Regions from separate parts of the Homo sapiens genome. Here all the other regions are linked to region 2. A link is an interaction called in ENCODE POLR2A ChIA-PET data of the cell type or tissue named here. Cell type or tissue: PC-9. All regions are shown on one strand. Each heading gives the region's core, and the rest is flanking DNA. Links, peaks and the distances in the headings are about the cores only.

What was found. ChIA-PET counts read pairs that join two places held together with the same protein. Peaks named below come from ENCODE experiments on the same cell type or tissue, not always from the same donor. Only the 100,000 strongest peaks of a DNase experiment are listed, where the experiment ranks them.
Region 1: POLR2A ChIA-PET joins it to region 2 with 6 read pairs; 2 of 35 experiments call an interaction of 5 or more read pairs at or near these places.
Region 3: POLR2A ChIA-PET joins it to region 2 with 7 read pairs; 5 of 35 experiments call an interaction of 5 or more read pairs at or near these places.

Annotation. Positions count from the first base shown.
Region 1 is chr6:36,901,517-36,908,369 of GRCh38, reverse strand. It overlaps C6orf89 (chromosome 6 open reading frame 89), which reads right to left. Exons shown (of 9, transcript NM_001286635.2): 4 at 5,936-6,149. Among named protein-coding and RNA genes, the nearest start is that of C6orf89, 19 kb to the right of the region's middle. In PC-9, for the core only: no CTCF peak of the experiment used is centred there; no DNase peak of the experiment used is centred there.
Region 2 is chr6:36,423,994-36,431,460 of GRCh38, reverse strand. PXT1 (peroxisomal testis enriched protein 1) reads left to right here. Exons shown (of 5, transcript NM_152990.4): 3 at 5,370-5,547. The coding sequence starts at 5,379. Among named protein-coding and RNA genes, the nearest start is that of PXT1, 15 kb to the left of the region's middle. In PC-9, for the core only: a CTCF peak has its summit at 2,453; a DNase peak (open chromatin) is centred at 3,510; H3K27ac peaks cover 574 bases.
Region 3 is chr6:36,501,332-36,508,798 of GRCh38, reverse strand. STK38 (serine/threonine kinase 38) reads left to right here. Exons shown (of 14, transcript NM_007271.4): 8 at 1,197-1,299; 9 at 2,155-2,216. Among named protein-coding and RNA genes, the nearest start is that of STK38, 42 kb to the left of the region's middle. In PC-9, for the core only: no CTCF peak of the experiment used is centred there; no DNase peak of the experiment used is centred there.

The DNA.
Region 1 (6,853 bases), core at 4,354-6,853, 470 kb before region 2:
AAACTGAAGCTGAGAATTCAATGCTGAAGTGTAGAGGTAAATCATCTCAGAAGGCTGGCCCCAGAGAGGTATCTGACAGGAGCAGAGGTGGCCAGGCTGGTGGCCCGCAAAGAAGGAAGGGAAGTAACAAGAAAAAAGGATCACTGGAATGGGGTAGCCTATGCCATCCACCTGAACTAAGGGAGCCCAAACTTTAAAAGAAAGAACTACTTTTGATTTCTCTGTAGCCTGAGATCACCAAGGTGGATAAAGCATAAGCTTAGAGAGAGGAACGGGCAAACGGTGAACTAGGGGTGGAGGTAGGGTGCAGGCTCCTCTTCCTCTCCCCACAGAGTCCCTGACAACAGAAAGAGATGTGGCCAGACTCCAGCTTGGCCTCTGTCCATCTGAAAAGGTTTTGTCTGACGTGTTCTCTATACAACTGGCTGGAGCCATCATGCCACAAAGTGAACAAAATTCCATCCTGGGAAACAGCCAACAGCACACAGCCAGCCGAGCCCATGCCACCCTAGTTTACGGCTTTTGACTACCTAATATGCTGCATCTCACTTCTTTCCAGCCCTCCTGTTTCTAACCACTTTTCCTGAAGCACCAGACAGAAAAGTCAGCGTAAATTATATAGCAACTTCCTACTTTTAATTTCTAAGGCTTCTTTACTCCAGATATCCCTCATACCAGATATTTTAAACATTTTTTAAAGGTATGACAGAGAAGAGAAATCCTACATATAAAAGTTCAATAAAGCTTATAACTTGTATTTCAAGTTTTCACTATGATTTGGAATGATTTCACTGTTGGAGATGTCAAAAACAGTCTCTCAGACAAAACACAGCCTTGAAGTCAACGTGCAGAGACCATAACTATCCACCCTTCTTTACAAGTTGGGCACTGGGCAGAAAAATGGATGGGCCAGCGTCTCACCCATCAGGGAGCTTCCTGGTGCCTGAGAGTTATTTACAAGAAAACTCACTTAGGCTGGTTCTCTGTAGACAACCATAACATATCCTGGAATTCTGAGTGGGGAGAGTACTGTTACATAGATTATTTACCTGGCAAAAACAAAACAAAACAAAACAAAACAAAACAAAACAAAAGATTTCTTTCCAGGACAAAAAACTCCCTCTGGATAAAAAGGATAGGGAAGAAAGAAAAGAACAAAGCCAATACTAGCTCTACAAGAGCAGTGGTTTTGTCTGTTTTGTTCACTGCTTTGTTGAGAACAGTGCCTGGCATATATAGCAGGGTCTCAATAAACATTTACTGAATGAGTGAATGAAGTTGGGGAGAGGGAGGAAGGGATGGAAGGAGGAAAAGAAGGAGGGAGGAAGGCAGGAAGGCAGGCAGGAAGGCTGATTTTTCAGAAGCTTTAACAATAGAATTAAGTCCATGGGGAGAAAAATCAAATGAGCAATCTGGATTCACAGAAACCTCAAAATAAAGATTAAATAAATATAACTTCATCATTTCTTGCATTATAAATATAGCCAAGAAAACCCTGCAAAGCCCATGACAAAGTTCCCATGACTTTCACTAGTGTGTGCTCAATATTTAATCAGGCTGCTCTCCAGAAGCTTGTTTGTGCATAGCACCTCTTCTAGTACCCCGGGCATGAGGCAGGGGTGAAGCCTTGACAATGAAGGAGGCTTCTGCCAGGTCCCTGCATGTGTGGCACCATGCCCAGAGCCATTTTCACACACCGTAGAGGGAAAGAGCCCAAGAAATCATTTCACCAACAGCCTTGCCTCCAGGAAGCAATGCATTTGAACCACTCCAAACCACAGAGAAAGTCTATTTTCATGAGTTCTCACTTGTACAAAAATTTGTTTCTAAATGTGAAAATTTATTATCAAAAACACAGCAAAAGAAAAAATTAAAAATAAATAAATGTGAGACTTCAGATAAGTCAGTCAATCCCCTTGCACATCAGTTTCCTCATCTTTGAAATGAACATAAAAACAGTATCTACCTTATGTGACTGCTGTGAAGACTGAGAAATAAACTGCACGGCACAGTACCTGGTATACAGTAAGTGCTTGACAGAGCTGTTATTATCACAGAAGGTAAGCTTATTTTGCAAATAAAAGAGGAAGGTTTTCCTTGCGGTCTAAGCAGTTCATCTTTGAGCACAGATCTGGACTCTCTAAGTCTTACTAGATTCTTAGTTTGAGGCCAATAAATGATTTGCTATTTCCAAAACTTCTTGATGTTGCTGGATCTACTTCATCCTTCCTTTGAAGGTTACGGGATGCATCGAGTTCCAAATGTGTGCCTTTTCACTGTATGTGAGAACTATCCCAGGCTTCCTCAGTAGAAATGAATATGTTATTTTTAAGTTGGCCAGAAAATGACCAAAGTAAAAAAAATAATTGGCTGAACATGCTAGCGCCTGGCTTGACTGAGGGCAGAGATGGCAGGCTGTAAGTGTGATATCTTGGACAGAATGCTAGAGGGAGTTAAGAAACTAGGGTTCAAGTGTGATTTTGCCACTTTTAGCTGGGTAAGCAAGCTCCTTTACCTCTCCTGGCCTCAGTTACCTCTTTTATAAAATGGGGTATGTACTAGATTAACTCTAAAATTCTTTTCTGGCTTTAAGACTCAATGATTCCATGGAAATGGTAAAAACCAAGGGGATGGCCGGCAGGAGTAAAGTGACTATAAAGATATGAAGCCAGGAGGGGAGAAAAGCAGTAAGAATGTGAATGTAAAGAGAAAACTCTGGGTCAGTAAGAGGAAGGATTAAGTCAGTCAAATATTATCCATAAGGGTGCAGACTAGGGAGGATGAACTGGGCTGAATGTCAGGGTGCAGACTAGGGAGGATGAACTGGGCTGAATGTCTAAGACAACACCAGGTCGGGAAAATTCTAAAGGGTCAGAAGCTTGGAAGACCACTTATCTTTGGAACAGCCAGAAAGAATATTGTCTCTTCAGGGACTAGGGAGTTAAGAGAAAGTAACTGATGATCCGAGAGAGACAGTGGTAGAACTCCAACATCAGACTTAAAGCTAGACTCTTCAGGTCTACTGCACAGCTACAGACTACTCACATCAGAGGCGAAGGGCTCAGACTCTGAAGACTGGCTGCCTGGGTTCAAATCATGGCTCCGTGACCAGACCTGGGACCTTGAGCAAGTGACCTAACCATACTGTGCCTCAGTGTCCTCATCTGTAAAATGGGCATAAAACCTGAAGCTACCCTATAGGGATGTTGTCAAGATTAAATAAGCCGATATATGGAAAGCCCCCTGAACAGGGTCTGGCATCTGGTAAGTAATAAACAACTGTCAGTTTATTTACTTATTTTTTGCTGCAGAGCGGGATGTTTCCATGACTCGCTGCAAAGTCACTTCATTCTTCTTATTGAGAGCATTTAGGGGCAGGATTTCCTATCTAAGGCTGAAATCTAGAAAAAGAACCCCACCTCTGTCACCTTTTTGTTCCCTGGGTGGGGTCAGGGGAAACTTCCAGTCATTGGTGGTGGTGCCTCTTGTACATCACCAAGGCTGCAGCTGCCCTCCATCATTCCCGAGGTGCCACTGCAAGGAGCACCAGATGACCCTGGGAGTGTGAGACAGGCCAGCACTTCAGGAAACCATATGGGGTTTCCTTTCGGGAATCTGTCACACCATTCTCCCCTTGCATTTACTTTAAATGTATGGCCAACTAATCCTAACCTGAAGGTAGTTGTTTTTTGATACCAGGACATTAAAAAATGATATATTTTTACTTTTCCTGCCCTCTTACAGGCCCAGATTAAGTTGCACTTAATTCTCCCTCATGTGTTTCTGTTTACTCTTCATATAATTACGTGTTTTTAACTTTTCTTCCAAATGCTACGCAAAATGCTGTTAGTTTCACATGTCTACAGCTTCCCAGAATTATCATACATAGGAAAATATGGTGCTTCCACATCCACATTTACAAGTAAAAACAGCACTTTAATAGAATCAACAACATTAAAGAGCTAAAGCCACACCCTTCCAATGCTCACTCGCTCTCTCTACAACTGAGCTCCAAGGACTCATTTTATTTCCATCTGCAAGGCAAAATATTGATTTGAAGTAGTCCAAATAATCCAGCTTGTTTACAAGACACTAATGTTTCTGGAATGTTTAAACTATGATTTAGAGAAGAAGCGAGCAGTGTTCATTGACGATGCCCCATTTCTCAGTTCAACCGTGTATGGAGATTTACTTTATAGGACTGGGGAAGAAGATAATGCCATCAACCAGGTCAGGAAAACTCATCAGGAGTTGCCGTTAGGGAGGCTTTGAGGGGAAGACAGTCAGGAAAGGAGACTGGTGTGTCTGAGGAAGAGGCACAGACTGGCCTAACTGACAAGTTTCTCTCGCTGTTTCCTCCAAACACTTTGAACCGTTCTAATAGGAGTTTGAGACTGCATTTTTTTTTTTTTAGCTCTGTTGGTGACATTTCAAAAGCAACCTTCCCAATAAATACAAGGAAGTTACATCTGAAATTTTCAAATGAAATATCTGAGCTGTTGATTTTTTAAAAAAAAACAAAAACTCCTGAGGTGGAATTCTTGTCTTACAATGTTCCCTTCCTCTGATTTTGATACAATTTTGGAAACCTTTCCATGACTTCCTCAAGTATACAAAAATAGCTTTCGATGGAGACCCAATCCAAGGGATGATTTTTATGACTCATTAGATCTTAAAGAATGACATTATGAGACCATCCTGGCTAACACGGTGAAACCCTGTCTCTACTAGAAATACAAAAAATTAGCCGGGCGTGGTGGCGGGCACCTATAGTCCCAGCTACTCAGGAGGCTGAGGCAGGAGAATGGCGTGAACCCAGGAGGCAGAGCTTGCAGTGAGCCAAGATCGCACCACTGCACTCCAGCCTGGGCGACAGAGCGAGACTCCAACTCAAAAAAAAAGAGAATGACATTATGATTATAAAGCTTAAATACATTTTTTCTGAAAGCATTTTTCCTAAAATTTAAGACACATTCTAAAAGTTTCGGATCATGGTTACACAATAAATTCTATAATCCATTTGTGATATTAATACACATATTATTCTACATTGCCAAATAAGATAAACATCACCAAAAAAATCCCAAAATAATATCCCCCTTTCTCAAAAAGTAAATTTCTTTACACACACACACACACACACAAAATTGGAGGCAGGGTCTCGCTATGTTGCCCAGGCTGGTCTTGAACTCCTGGGCTCAACCAATCCTTTTGCCTCAGCTTCCCAAATTGCTAGGATTATAGTTGTAAACCACCACACCCAGCCTGAAAAAGTAAATTTCAACTCTTATTACATGTTAACACTGTTCTCAAAAGGAAACCCCTCAAATAGTCTATCAGACTATGAATTCTTATGCCACCGATGCACTGTTACTAAATTTATGTGTTTTTTAATTTCTACTTACTGGCAAAATTGATATACTTTAGAGGACTAAATTAAATGAGCTGTGACAGACAGAAGGACTAAACTGAAAGAGTGGGATATACCCAGACAAAAACCTAGCCCAATAGGCCAAGGACTGTTAGAGGACCTTTAGAAGCAAGCTGAACTCGGTTGCTTTCAATAAACCAATACCTATGTATTAAATATGCATTATGGACAGGAATCACAGGAGAGAAAAGGATGAGATACAATCAAATCCTTTTTATGGGCAAAGACATTTGTCCCCATCATGTGTGTTCTGGAATTTGGGGGTGTGTATTTGGCTCTACCAGATGTTCCTCTAGCGAGTTTCTTAATCTCTCTGACCCTTGGTTTCTTAATCTGTGAAACGGGGATAATAAACCCCATCTCATAGAGTTTTAGTGGGGACTGAATTAAAAGATACAATATAGGGAGCTTGCCTCTCATTAGGTATCAATAAATGTTACTTCCTTTCCTATCATATACTGTCAAGAAAACTATATCTAATAAGTAATAAATGTTGCATTTTACCTGGAAAGGGTCTGTCTTCATCACCCCCATGCAGAGGAACTCCCTTATTTTCTGACATGTACTTCTTGGCAATGGGCAAGGACATCAGCCTAATGTGATGGATGAGTGAGCGCCAGGTGTGAGCTCCAGAAAGCACTGGCTCAGGTGCTAATGGGCTGAAAGGTTGAATCACAAAGTAGGCAGTGAGCAAGATTAATCCCAAGGTTGCGAGAACCTACAAGGAAAGATAGAAAAGGCATTAATCCCAGCAAACAAATACCTTAATACCAAGAAAAAAAACAAAACAAAACAGGCTTCTTCTGCTACTTCCAATGTGCCTTAAGAACTAATCCATTTTCATAAACAAGCCACTTAGGTTTACTTCTGGAAGAATTTAGAATTTGAGAACTATAGGGACTGCAAGGCTCACCAAGCTGCTACCATATAATCAGTGTATTTTAAAATTCACCATTTAAAAATACACAGGCTGGGCATGGTGGCTCTCGCCTGTAATCCCAGCACTTTGGGAGGCCGAGGCGGGCAGATCATGAGGTCAGGAGATCGAGACCATCCTGGCTAACACGGTGAAACCCCGTCTCTACTAAAAATACAAAAAAATTAGCCAGGCATGATGGTGGGCGCCTGTAGTCCCAGCTACTTGGGAGGCTGAGGCCGGAGAATGGCGGGAACCCGGGAGGCGGAGCTTGCAGTGAGCCGAGATCGCGCCACTGCACTCCAGCCTGGGCGACAGAGCGAGAGACTCCGTCTCAAAAAAAAAATAAAAATAAATAAATAAAAATAATAATAATAATACACAAAGGGGGCCGGGCGCAGTGGCTCACGCCTGTAATCCCAGCACTTTGGGAGGCCGAGGCAGGTGGATCACGAGGTCAGGAGATCGAGACCATCCTGGCCAACACGGCGAAACCCTGTCTCTAC
Region 2 (7,467 bases), core at 2,274-4,773:
TGACTCTAATATAGCCTCTTTCTTCTGCTAGACTGTAGCTCTGCAAGAAAAGGAACAATGTGTGTCTTGTTCACTGCTATATCCCCAGGGTCCAGAGCAGTGCCTGGCATTCAGTAAAAGATCAATATTTTTCATTGTCAACCAACATACACTGCTTGCTGTAAAGATTTGTAGCTTAATTTACAGTTGCCATCACTAATAAGTAATTATTTAGAGTTCAGCATTCCTAGTTATTATGATCATCTGTTTATTGCTATGGACAAGAGCCCATTTTATAGTATAGTTTTTCCATAATTACATTTCCAAATTTATCTTACAATGAACACTTTTAAAATGACAATTTACGGCCAGGCATGGTGGCTCACGCCTGTAATCCCAGCACTTTGGGAGGCCGAGGGGGGTGTATCACTTGAGGTCAGGAGTTTGATACCAGCCTGGCCAACATGGTGAAACCCTATCTCTAGTAAGAAATACAAAAATTAGCTGGGCGTGGTGGTGAGCTCCTGTAATCCCAGCCACTCAGGAGGCTGAGGCAGGAGAATTGCTTGAGCCTGGGAGGTGGAAGTTGCAGTGAGCCAAGATCGCGGCACTGCACTCCAGCTTGGGCCACTGCACTCCAGCCTGGGTGACAGAGCGAGACGTTGTCTCAAAAAATTAAAAAAAAATTAAATAAAACGACAATTTACTAACAATATTATGCACTCAGATTAACGTAGTATATAAGTTTTCTACTGTTGCTGTAACAAATGACCACAAACTTAGTGGCTTAATACAATACAAATTTATCTTACAGTTCTAGGGGTCAGAAGTCTAAAATGAGTTGGCAGGGTTGCATTCCATCTGGAGGCTCTAGGAGAGAATCCATCTCCTTATCTTTTTCGGCTTCTAGAGGCTGCCTGCATTCCTTGGGTTATAGATAGATTCTTCTCATGTCATTCTGACCTCTGCTTCCATTGTCACATTTCTTTCTGTGAATCTGGCCCTCTTGCCTCCCTCTCTAAGGATTATATGATTAGGTTGGGCCTAGCTAATCCAGGATAATCTCTTCATCTCAAGAGCTTTAATATAATTACATCTACAGAGTCCATTCTGCCTGGTAGGGTAACATATTCACAGGTTCTGGGAATTAGGATGTGGACATTTTGTGAAGCTGTTATTTAACCTACAACACATAGACAGCAAAATGTGAACCCATAGATGAATTAATAATTAATGGACAGAAGAAATGATAAGAGATTTACTTTTTTTTTTTTTGAGATGGAGTGTCGCTCTGTCACCCAAGCTGTAGTACACTGGTGCGATCTCACCCCACTGCAACCTCTGCTTCCCGGGTTCAGGCAATTTTCCTGCCTCAGCCTCCCAAGTAGCTGGGACTACAGTCATGCGCCACTACGCCTGGCCAAGTTTTGTACTTTTAGTAGAGACAAGGTTTTGCCATGTTGGCCAGGCTACTCTCGAGCTCCTGATCTCAAGTGATCCACCTATCCACCTATCTGGGCCTCCCAAAGTGCTGGGATTACAGGCGCGAGCCACTGTGCCTGGCCAAAAGCTTTACTTCTAATGTATTTTAAGCTTTATATCAGAACAACCCACAAAGAAATAAATTATTTTATTAAGTAAAAACTTTCGTAAATATATATCAAAATAATAAGACTTAGCCCAGCATGGTGGCTCACGCCTGTAATCCCAGCCCTTTGGGAGGCCGAGGTGGGTGGATCACTTGAGGTCAGGAGTTCGAGACCAGCATGGCCAACACGGTGAAACCCTATCTCTACTAAAAATAAAAAATTAGCCAGGCATGGTGGTGTGCACCTGTAATCCCAGCTACACAGGAGGCTGAGGCAGAAGAATCGCTTGAACCTGGGAGGCGGAGGTTGCAGTGAACCGAGATTGCACCATTGCACTCCAGCCTGGGTAAAAGGAGTGAAACTCCATCTCAAAAAAAAAAAAAAGAAAAGAAAAAAAGAAAAAAGAAAAGTGAAGAAAAAGAAAATAATAATAATAATGACAAGATACCTAACATAAACCAGTAATTATTAAATAGACAACATACATCAACTAAATGGTTGCTGAAGCATCTGCAGATATATTCTCATGCTTTCATGAATTCTGAGATTTCCTGGTTATATAATATTTTCAGGTAGGGCCAACATTTCTTAAGGGTAATTATGCAATTTTTTTTTTTTTTTGAGACAGGGTCTCACTCTCACTTTGTACCCCAGGCTGGAATGCAGTGGTGTAAACATGGCTCATTGCAGCCTCAATTTTCTGGACTCAAGTGATTCTCCCACCTCAGCTTCCTGAGTAGCTGGGATTACAGGTGTGCGCAACCACTAGGCTAATTTGTGTATTTTTTTGTAGAGACCAGATTTCACCATGTTGCCCAGGCTGTTCTCAAACTCCTGAGCTCAAGTGATCAGCCCACTTCAGCCTCCCAAAGTACTGGGATTCCAGGCATAAGCCACACCACTTCTGGTCCTGACATATATTTTAAAATAAGTTTTAGGCTGTGCGCGGTGGCTCATGCGTGTAATCCCAATACTTTGGGAGGCCGAGGTGGATGGATCACCTGAGGTTGGGAGTCCGAGACCAGCCTGGACAACTTGGTGAAACCCCGTCTCTACTAAAAATACAGAAATTAGCTGGGCTTGGTGGCACCACTGCACTACAGCCTGGGTGATAGAGCGAGAGACTCCGTCTCAAAAAAAAAAAAAGTTTTAGATGAAAAATATAATTAGCATTAATTATTTTCAATGAATACCTATTAACATCCTGCAGTATTGTTTGGGGGAAATTATAATAAAAACCTACTTGGGAAAAATAAAATCCAACATTCTTGATAGTTTAATTTAAAAGGCTGTGGTTAGATATTTTATTCTCAGTTGTCTAGCAATGTCACATGAATGACTAGTACAAAATGACAGTTTCACAATGGGCTAATGGGTAAAGCTGTCAGCCGGCCAGCTCTTTCAGGTAAGAAACTCGCCTGGTAGCTACATCTTGATTATCAACTTTGCTCATTTAGGAATAGTTGTCTTTTTTTTCAGTCTCGCTCTGTCGCGATCTCGGCTCAGTGCAACCTCCACCTCTAGGGTTCAAGCCAGTCTCCTGCCTCAGCCTCCCGAGTAGCTGGGACTACAGGTGCGTGCCATCACGCCTGGCTAATTTTTTGAATTTTTAGTAGAGACAGGGTTTCACCGTGTTAGCCAGGATGGTCTTGATCTTCTGACCTCATGATCCGCCCGCCTCAGCCTCTCAAAGTGCTGAATTACAGGCGTCAGCCACCGCGCCCGGCCAGGAATTTTAGTACTTTTATCAGTTCATCCAGGGCTGATCTGGCTCTGACACATGAGCTGAACAGCATGTCTTACCTGACAAATCAAATTAGGGTCAGAAGTTTGCCTAATGAGTCCAGTTAAAATGCCAGGCTGCCCAAGGCACTAAAAATGCCCAGAAACCCACAACACCTCATTTCTCAGCTCCCTATCCCCCAGTCTGGCCTGAATTACAAACTTAAGCAATACATTGAGGTAGCAGTCTACACTGGAAAATATGGTACATTTGAAAAACGATGAGTCACAATTCTATTTGACAATCTTTCTCCCCTTGGTTTGTATGGCTGGCCGTCCAGTAAAGTACAGTACAGTGGCCACTGGCTGCATGTGGCTACTGAGCACCCAAAATATGCCTAGTCTGAATTGAGATGTGCTGTAAGTGCAAAATGCATACCAGATTTTGAAGACTTGACTTAAATTAATAAGAATGTAAAATATTTCATTAATAATTTTTTATATTGATTACATGTTGAAATGACAATATTTAGATTTATTTGGGGATATATTAGATTAAATAAAATATATCATTAAAATTAATTTTACTCATTTCTTTTTACTTATTAAATGTAGCTACTAGAAAACTTAAAATCATATATGTGGTTCACTTATTTTTATTAGACAGCACTGATGTAAGGCTCCTGAAGTCCACCTCTATTATCTTAGCAGCTCATTGTGGTCTTAGCCATTCTTTCCCTTTCCAGTAACTTAGATTTAGAAGTTAGAATAGAAGGTAGATTTAGGAGGTAGAACAGAAAGTTTTGAACTCTGTGGCCACCCTTCAAGTCAAAAGAATTAAATGCCCAGGAAGACAACAAGTCATAATGCGGCCGGGCATGGTGGCTCACACCTGTAATCCCAGCACTTTGGGAGGCTGAGGAGGGCAGATCACGAGGTCAGCAGTTTAAGACCAGCCTGGCCAATATGGTGAAACCCCGTCTCTACTAAAAATATAAAAATTAGCTGGGCATGGTGGCACGCACCTGTAGTCCCAGCTACTCGGGAGGGTGAGGCAGGAGAATTGCTTGAACCCAGGAGGCAGAGGTTGCAGTGAGCCGAGATCTGCACTCCAGCCTGGGCGACAGAGCAAGACTCTGTCTCAAAAAAAAAAAAGAAAAAAAAAGTCCTAATGCAATTCTTCATCTCATTTGGATTGATTCTACAATATTGGAGGGGAAAAGGGAAAGGGGGCGGAAGAGTAATCTTCATATTAGTGTCTGCAGAGACAGAATGTGTGTGTATGAAGGATCAAAGAGGACTATGAGAATTGTTTTGGGGAGGAAACACACACACACATGAGGAAATAGGACAAAGAGTGTGTTGTATTCCATCTCCACCCCTCTCCGCCTCTCTAGGTTTTGATCTACTTTATTTTGGCTATACCCATTTGTCTCTCTTTTTCTCAGTGTACCAATTTACACACTTCCCCTGATGGAATGTGGCTCTTGAAAAGAGAAGAGGCCAGGTGCTGTGGCTCACGCCTGTAATCCCAACACTTTGGGAGGCTGAGGCAGGCGGATCACCTGAGGTCAGGAGTTTGAGACCAGCCTGGCCGACATGGTGAAACCCTGTTTCTACTAAAAATACAAAATTAGCCAGGCGTGGTGGCGCATGCCTGTGATCCCAGCTACTCAGGAGGCTGAGGCAGGATAATTGCTTGAACCCAGAAGGCAGAGGTTGTGGTGAGCCGAGATGGGGCCATGGCACTCCAGCCTGGGCAACAAGAGCAAAACTTCGTCTCAAAAAAAAAAAAAAAAAAAAAAAAAAAAAAAAGCGAGAGAGAGAGAAGAAAGACTAATGGGAGATAAGGATGCAGGCCGGTGTAATAGGTGATAAGGATGCGGCAGCCTAGAAAGATGTTTAACTAAATCGAAAAAGACCTTAGGGATCACTCTGGTCCACCTTCTACCCCAATCCATAACTCTCTTATATGTGGAATAAATGCTGCTGATATTGTTAAAACATTAATATTTATCTAAAATACCAAATATTTACTGAGAAATGGGGGAAAGCCTCTGAAAATATGTTTTTCAACAGGGAAAAAACATGAAGAAAAAACATGATGGCATTGTTTATGAAACTAAAGAAGTTCTCAATCCATCTCCCAAAGTAACACATTGTTGCAAATCACTGTGGTTAAAATACAGTTTTCAGAAGGCATACATGACCCAACTTGTCAGCTCCCAGCCAGTTCCAGCCATGTCAAGGAACCCAGGTAAGATATTTGGATTAAACTAAGATAAATAGTTTACTTAGCATGTGTTTTTCTTGCTATTAAGACCATAAAATTGGACATTAAATATATATATATATATATATATATTTTTTGTTTTTGTTTTTTGAGACAGAGTCTCGCTCTGTCACCCAGGCTGAAGTGCAGTGGTGCCATCTCAGCTCTCTGCAACTTCTGGCTCCTGGGTTTAAGCGATTCTCCTGCCTCAGCCTCCCGAGTAGCTGGGATTGCAGGCGCCCACCACCACGCTGGGCTAATTTTTTAAATATTTTTAGTAGAGAGGGGGTTTCACCATGTTGGCCAGGCTGGTCTCGAACCCCTGACCTCAACTGATCCCCCCTCATAGGCCTCCCAAAGTGCTAGATTTACAGGCGTGAGCCACCGTGCCCAACCCACATTAAATATATTATTTAAATATGAACTATAAGAAAATCTATTCATCCCAGTTCTTAGGTGGCAAAAATCTAAAAGTGACTTTGCTTCATGGTACTAAATCTCTTTAGTTTCCATTAGCCCTGAATCATTGCTGTGACGACCAATTAAGGTAATCCCAAATGGGCTAAAATAGATCAAATTTATCTTTTAATAAAAATTAGTCTTTAAATTGGACCTGACAGTGTCAGTATTGTTAAGGTAGGGAACATTCAGATTAGATTTCTTCTCGATTTTGCCACTAGAGGAGAGAACATGAAGGAAAGATACATTTGGAATTTTGCTTTGCAAAAATGTGTGATTCCTAAATGCCCCAGAATGCTGGAAAATTAAAGTTTTATGTTTTGAAGAGCATTAAAGGACAGTGTTAGGTAAATTTATGAGGTTTTAGGCTTTTAGATAAAAAATATGCTAGATACCTGAGAGGGATTATGAACATTAACTTCAACCTAATATCTAATTTTAAAAGAATTACATGCCACTTGAGAAAGGGAAATTTCAAGCATCCTGATAGTTGCTTGCCACCACACCAGATTTTTTTTTTGAGATAGAGTCTCACTTTGTCGCCCAGGTTGGAGTGCAGTGGTACAGTCTCGGTTCACTGCATGCCCGGCTAATTTTTGTATTTTTAGTAGAGCCGGGGGTTTCACCGTGTTGGCCAGGCTGGACTCCTGACCTCAAGTCATCCGCCCGCCTCGGCCTCCCAAAGTACTGGGATTACAGGTGTGAGCCACCGCGACCGGCCTGGTATCCATTTTTTAGAAAGCACTGAATTGACTGAAATTTTGAATCTTCATCTGTTTTTGTATTTGTTTTTGTTTTTTTGAGACGGAGTCTCGCACTGTCACCCAGGCTGGAGTGCAGTGGCGCGATCTCGGCTCACTGTAGCTCCGCCTCCCAGGTTCACGCCATTCTCCTGCCTCAGCCTCCCGAGTAGCTGGGACTACAGGCGCCCGCCACCACGCCCGGCTCATTTTTGTATTTTTAGTAGAGACGGGGTTTCACCGTGTTAGCCAGGATGGTCTTGATCTCCTGACCTCGTGATCTGCCCGCCTCGGTCTCCCAAAGTGCTGGGATTACAGGCGTGAGCCACCGCGCTCCGCCTGAATCTTCATTTGTTAATTCCGTTGTCAACAACAATTATTCCCCAAAGTCTGAGATTGTGTCACCTATGAACACCTTCTAGGAACTTGTAATTTTTTTTAAGAGACGTAATTCACTTAACATAAAGTTCACCCTTTTAAAGTGTACGGACAGAGGGTTTTAGTATACTCACAACGTTGTGCAATCGTCGCCACTATTCTAAGATTTTATGTTTTATTGTAAACTCTTTCCAGTATGTTTTCACACTCTACCTCCTGATCCTCAGATTCCTTGTGAAGCTGATCGCTGTCTTCCGAGGCGTTCTGTGGGCGTTGCTACTTTTGCCTCAAATGCTTTCCTAATTACAGTTTCACTTCAAAAGAAGAG
Region 3 (7,467 bases), core at 2,565-5,064, 77 kb before region 2:
CACCGGTGTGCCTGGCTGTGTGCAGTGGCTGGACCCCGCACTCACTCACACACGCCTTGCCACTCTGTGCTTTTCTTGCCCTTGGCAGGCTTGGGATCCGCGCTGGTAGCACAAGCCTGCCAGGCTGAGTGGGCGGAATGAGCCCAGCGGACCTGAGCAAAACTCGGGTAAAGGCATCAATGACCACAGAGGCTTCTGGCTAGAAGCCCAAGGATCTCATGGCAATAGCATTTATCAAGGACTATCCAATAATATTTATTCCCTTTGTCTTTGAAACAGTTTACTCCTGGAATTTATTCCAATGTTATAAGAGGAGGAAAAGCTATATGAACAATTTTGAAAAGATTTACTCTTCATTTAACAACCATTTATTAAGGTCATCCTGAATCATGCCCGGTTAGGTCTGGGAATACAGACTCTGTCAGAGGGGACCTGATAATCCATGTTATATGAGAGCTAAGAATTGAAAATGGAATGCACATCCAGTATTAGGGGGATGGTAAGGTAAACAATGAAGTCCCAAGTAAACTGAATATTATGTAGACTTTTAAAGTGGTAATTTTGGCCAGGTGTGGTGGCGCATGCCTATAATCTCAGAACTTTGGGAGGCTGGGATGGGAGGATCACTTGACCTCAGGAGTTTGAGACCAGCCTGGGAAACACAGGGAAACCTTGTATCTCCAAAAAATAAAAAAAAATTAGTCGGACGTGGTGGCACACAACTGAGGTCCCAGCTACTCAGGAAGCTGAGTTGGGAGGATTGCTTGAACCTGGGAGGTCGAGGCTGCAGTGAGCCATGATCACGCCATTGTACTCCAGTTTGGGTGACACAGCAAGACCATGTCTCAAAAAAAAAAAAAAAAAAAAATTCTGAATACCATATAGAAACAGAGGAATATTTGAGTACAAGAAGTAGTAAAATTGTCTCTAGATGCTATGGAGGGGTCAGCTATGTTTAAAAATCAGTATTTGGATAAAACCAAAGATGATATGCAGAAATGAAAATAGTTTTATTAGTATAATAGGATTTGGGATTAAAAAATTTATCTGCAATTACATGATTTTTCCTATCATAAAAGAAGGAGCAGTGTACTTTGGCTGTAGAGCTATAATGGATGCTGGAAGGAGCAGAACGTAATGTTCTGTTCTACCTCCAAGAATACTCATCCATCTATCACCTTGTTTCTTCCCCATAGGGCCATGTGAAACTTTCTGACTTTGGTCTTTGCACAGGACTGAAAAAAGCACATAGGACAGAATTTTATAGGAATCTGAACCACAGCCTCCCCAGTGATTTCAGTAAGTGGTAACAATTACGTTAGCCTTTTCGTTCTAACTGGGCCTAGAAGAGCTGTTTCCCTTGTAACCAAATTAGAACAGATAGGAGATTCTCACACTTTGAGTATGTAGAGAATAAAAATACCTTCCCAGGTTTGCCTGTGATTTGTGTTGTCTGGTGAGGCAAGATGAATGAGTGGGTACCAAGTGTGTGAAGGCAGAGGTTGAAAGGGGTCTTTAGAGGTCTACTGGGAAGGTCACTGGGGATGAGTATGGGACAAGCAAGCAGAAGTAGTAGAGGAAAAACTCCTGGGAACAGTTCTGGGCTAGATTTGTCCTGGGCTAGATTTGTCCTTCATGACAGAAAGAAGTTTATCTTTATGACAGTCACTTCCATTTGAGCACTATGAAATCGTTGACAACTATGTAGTAAAATTTCAGTTCATCCTAGAAAAGCATATGTCAAATCATGTATCATAAATTCAGATGTCCCTGATCATATAAGTTACTACTACTTGGAAAATTGATGGTAATTTTGAGAAATTGTGACTGTTTTAGGTCCACGTTAGGACCTCAATTCTAGTTGAGACTGAATTCCCTGTAATTCTGATTAAGTCCTGTACTGTATCCTCTGCCACTTGATCCACATGGGAGTGCCTTTTACAACTCTGTGTGAGTCTTTTAAGTTAATGCTTTACAGCCTCTGATTTGGGTTTACTGTAAACGTACTAGGATATGTATCATCTGGAGCTTTTGATGTATGAGTAGAAGAAAAGCAAGACTTTAGGGTCTCATGTGACTTGAAAGAGCCTACTAAAAAAAGTAGTAAACATTTTGGTCTGAACTTTGACTGCAGCTTGTATTCTTTACTTTCAGCTTTCCAGAACATGAATTCCAAAAGGAAAGCAGAAACCTGGAAAAGAAATAGACGTCAGCTAGTAAGTAATATCTGTGGCTTCTGAAATGCTACAAACCAAGTATGAATAAGTTCAAAAGATTTTCACATAAATTTGCATTTGACAAATATTTGCAACATATCCCTTGCTTTTAAGATTACCTAAAGAGAGTGCTGTTGTTAGGTTGGTAGGACCGAAAGGAATCTTTTGAAGGAGGACAGGTAATATTAGGTTGTTTTGATTGTGACATTTTCCGTGGGCGACCTCATTCTGACCTTTTAGCTTGGTAACAATACCTTTCCTTCCTGCCCCACCTTTTCTCCATTTTCATAGTGGTAAAGGGGTTATATTTAAGCTGGAGATCTGTCAGAACTAAGTACAAATACCTACTTAGAGTTTTCAGGCATCAATTCTCAAACTTTTTAAAAATTTTGATCCACTCGGGCAAGGGCAAGTCAAGACTCCTCAATTCATTTGCCTCACACTTTCTGACTTTGTGATGTAAAAAAGAACTTACTTATAAAGATTGGAGAGAAATATAAAGGGAATGCTTATTACTTTATATGCATTTGACTTTGTGCCTATATAAAATTATGTCCTACAGGCTGAAAAATAAGAAACATCGTGTTTACCTTGATAGTATGTTGGAAGTACAAATTTACCAGTGAAATATTGCTGTCTAAGCAGAATTTATTTTTTGCCAATAGCTGATAAATTGGTTCATGTTTGAAGTTCAGTGTACATGTTCCAGTGTCCAGTTACTGGAAAGTTATTGGCCAGATAATAGAAATGCGTATCACTACATTCTTAAGCTTTGCAAGAAACCCATAGCAAATGAAATTGATGATGGTAAAGCCAAACTAACATTTGGTCATTAGAAAGCAGAGTAGCAGCAATGGGAAACTGACTAACTTGGAATGATGGTCATGCAAATGTATTGTCTGGAAATGGTAGCACTTCCGTTTGCCCACATATATGGTAGTAACTTGGCAAGTTTACCAAATACTGTGTTTCAGTCAGAATTCCTAGTAAAATACTGATTTACAGTTCTCTAGAGTACCTTTAATAACACTCTTAGTAGGTCACTAATAGGTGGATGTCAGTTACATGTGAAAATGGAAGCCTATGGGATGGTTTAAGGAAGAGTCAAAGGAAAGCCTTGCATTCGTTTTGATTTATTTGAAGCCCACCTATCAGTGGGGCCTCAGACAATATTTACTTGGGAAATCTTCAGTTTAGTACAGTTAGTTACAAAATAGTCTCCCTTCCTTGGGAACTCTGCGACTCTTTAAACTTCTGAATTCTGTATGTGGTTGAAAAATGGTTTATCTTGTTGAGGATTAGGGAGTGTCAGGAACAAATTTGGTCAGATGCTTCTATTATGTCTCTCCACAGAGGAGTAGTTTTTAACCTTGGTTGCACAACAAAATCACTTGGGGAACTTCAGAACATGTTGATGTCCAGGTTCCACCCACAGAAATTATGATTCAGTTGGTCTGGGATATAGTCTGGGTATCTGGTTTTTAAAAGACTGAGTGATTCTACTGTGCAGTGAATGTGGAGAACCTCCACTGAAGAGGTTATGTCTTAAATAATAGCTCCTGCGTTGTTGGGAAACTAATATTTATCTATTTTTTGGAAACAGAAGGTAAGGAATCTGTGATTTCTTTTCTTTCTTTCTTTCCTTTCTTTTCTTTCTTTCTTTTTTTTTTTTTTTTTTTTTTTTGGAGGCCAGGATTTAACCTTTGGCTACTGTGCTGACAAGTATTTTGGGGATAAAGCTTAAGTGTTTTGAATTGTTCCTTATATTCCAAGACAAGCTTTGTGCTCTTTGATGTGTACCCAAGGGTCATGTCATGATTAGAGGAACCATTTCTATAGTTCTATAAGGAAAGCAATTTCACAATTTTCGTATTTGCAGTTAAATGTCATTTAATAGTTAAAAACATTTTTGAAAATCTGAATAAACTTAAGGCCCTGATGCTATGGTTAAGGTTCTTGCCTTTTTATACTATATACAGTAGAAATGGGAAAGTGTAAATTAAGGTCATCTTCATATTATCTCTTTTCATAACTTGAAGAAAATGAAGCCACCTCTCAGTCTTCCAAATGTTAATTAACTGTGTTACTTTGACCTTTTGTTAGTGATCCCATTCAGCTAGTACCAAGCTGAAGATTGATATTCGTTAATGGTTAATATAAATTTACTGCTCTAGGTTAAGCCTAACATATGTAATTGCTACTCAGCCTATTACTTTTTAGTCCATTGGGAATCACTAAAAAAAGTAGAGGCTTTAGCTTCATTCCTCGGCTGCTTAAATCATATTGTAATGTTTTAAATTGTTATGTCGTCCTGTATAACCTTAGGCCCCAGTAACTGATTAATATGAGTCAGCTTTAAGTTAATTACAGATATAAAAGGTAATAGACACATAGGCATCCAATCTTGGTCAGTTTAATTTTTTAGGGTTGAATTTACAGAAGTGAGTAGGAAATTAAATTGCTTTATTTCTTCTAAAACCCTGACACAAAATCATAAGGTTAGAACACATTCAGTTGAAATGACTGTTAACAACCAACAGAGCTATTCCAGATAGCAATTTTCATTGACACTTGAAATACCCAGACAGAAAAAAGGAGAAACTGGAGTACAGATTTACGAGGTTGGAGTTGGAGGACACCCTGGTGTGGAAAACAACAAAGGTTTGGGAAGGGGGCAGTCCTTAGATTGGAAAGGGCACACCTGGTACAGATGGTGTGGTAAAAAGTGTGGTAAAATGCGAGCGAGCTCCAGTGGCAGACTCTAGTTTCTGGAATAAGAGCAATACTTTTACCTTCACAGGTTTGAGCCTGTTGTTTGCTATATTTTATAACTCGTTAAGAGTTTTTTTTAATGCACTGGTATCTTGAAGGAGTTCTTTTCCTCTGGCAGTAGACCTCTGGTTTTATAATGGAAATCTTTGAACAAGTAAGATCTGCTTAGATTTACATTCATCTTTGGTAGAGTAAACCTCATCTCTAAATTAAAGAGTTTGTAATTTCTTACCTTTATGATTAGAATGAAAATTCTTGGAGAGGGCCTAATCCACATGTCAGTTTTTAAAGCTTAAAGACAAAAGACAACACTGGCATTTGTGTTAATATCTGCATTTAAATATATATCATACACACACAAACACACACACACACACACACTTAGCTATATGGAAAAAATGGATCCCTACCTTACAGTATATGCAAAAGTCAATTCTAGATGGGAAATTAAACTTTAAAAATTTTTAAAGAAAATACAGGGCAATATCTTTATGACCTCAGAGTAAAGAGGGATTTCTTAAACAAGAACTACAGCTCATAAAGGAAAAAGTTGGTTTATTTTATTACTTTAAGGAAAAAAAACCTTCTATATATCAAAAGACGTAAAGAAATGAAAAGACAAGCCACACAGTACAGCTACTTTGGAATTATCTTTCAGAATTCATGTGTACACCCTACAGCGCTGCAATTCTACCCCTAGTCATAGGCCCTGGAGAAACTGCACATGTGAACCAGGAGACATTCAGAAGAATGTTTATTGCATTTTCATAATAGCAAAAGACTGGGAATAATCCAGTGTCCATCCACAGGAAAACAGTTACATTCTGGAATAGAATATTTTGCAGCAGTAAAAATAATTGAACGAACAGCTACTTGTGACAGTGTGAATCAATTTTAGAAACAAAGTTGAGAGGAAGAATCTAATAGCAGAAGACTGTATATAGAATGGTACCATTTTAATAAAGCTCAAAAATAAAACTAAGATCTCATTTAGAGAGATAGATGGCAAAATTCTTTTTAAAAGCAGAGGAGTGACAAAACACGAAATTCAGCATAGTGGTTAAGAGAAGCAGGAGAGACGAGGAGGAGTACATGTTTAGCTTTAATAATATTGGTATTCCTTGGTTCTTCAGTTGAACTCGTGGCTATTCATTTTCATGATTATGCATTATAATTTGATAATGTATGTAATTAACAGATGTATGTATGTGACATATTTACTTTTGGTAACAAATACTACTTCATTAAAAAAATCACAATAAAAATAACAAGCGTCAATCTGGGAGAAGATACTTGCAGTATACAAATATCTTAAACAGATTAATGTCCTGAATTCATAAAGAATTCCTATGAATCAATAAGAAAAAGGACAACACAACTTAAAAAATACTAATGGACAAAGGATCTGAATAGGAATTCATAATAAAAACCTGGATGGCTAATTAAAATATGAATATGTGCTCAACCCTACTTGAAATAAAGTAAATGCAAATTAAAACAAGATCCCAGCCATGCTGGCACATCCCTACAGTCCCAGCTACTCAGGAGGCTGAGGCAGGAGAATCCCTTGAGGCCAGGATTTCAAGGCTGCAGTGAGCTATGATCATACCACTGCACTCCAGCCCGGGTGACAGAGCAAGACCCCATCTCTTAAAAAGAAAAAAAAAGAGATCCCATTTCATATTCATCAGATTGGTAAAAATAAAAAAAAATCTGACAAAGCCAAGTCTTGATGAGATATGGAGTACCAGAAGCTAATCCCCACCGGGGTTGGTTTAAATAGGGACTAACTACTTTGGAGGACATGGAAGATACCTCAAGTTTAAATGCTTATAACCCAAGGCTCAGCAATATTCTAGTTAATACTCTAGAGGAATGCTTGCACAGTGCCCAAGAAGGTATTAAAAGAATGTTTATTCAGGTGTTATTTGTCATAGTGAAATACTGGAAGCACTGTAACTGTCCATTACAGAAGAACGGATAAAAACTATTGTGACTAATTTATATAACAGTATAGCATACGGCAGAGAAATGAGTGAACTAGAGCTACATGAATAAATCTCAAAACGAATGTTAAGACAAACAAGGCCGGTTGCGGTGGCTCACTCCTGTAATCCCAGTACTTTGGGAGGCTGAGGTGGGTGGATCACTTGAGGTCAGGAGTTTGTGACCAGCCTGGCCAATGTGGTGAAACCCTGTCTCTACTAAAAATACAAAAAATTAGCCAGGTGTGGTTCATCTCAAAAAAAAAAAAAAAGACAAATGATCTGAGACAAATATGGCAAATTATTAATCTTTTTAATGTGGGTAATGGGTCTGTATTGTATTGTCTGTTCCTTTTTTCTGTATGTTTGTAATATTTCATAATACATGTTTTAAAAACAATACAACTGTAATTTAAAAAATTATATAATATTTAAAGCACCTAGATCAGAGCCTTACACATGGAAGCCCTCAAATGTTAAGTACATTAGGAGGC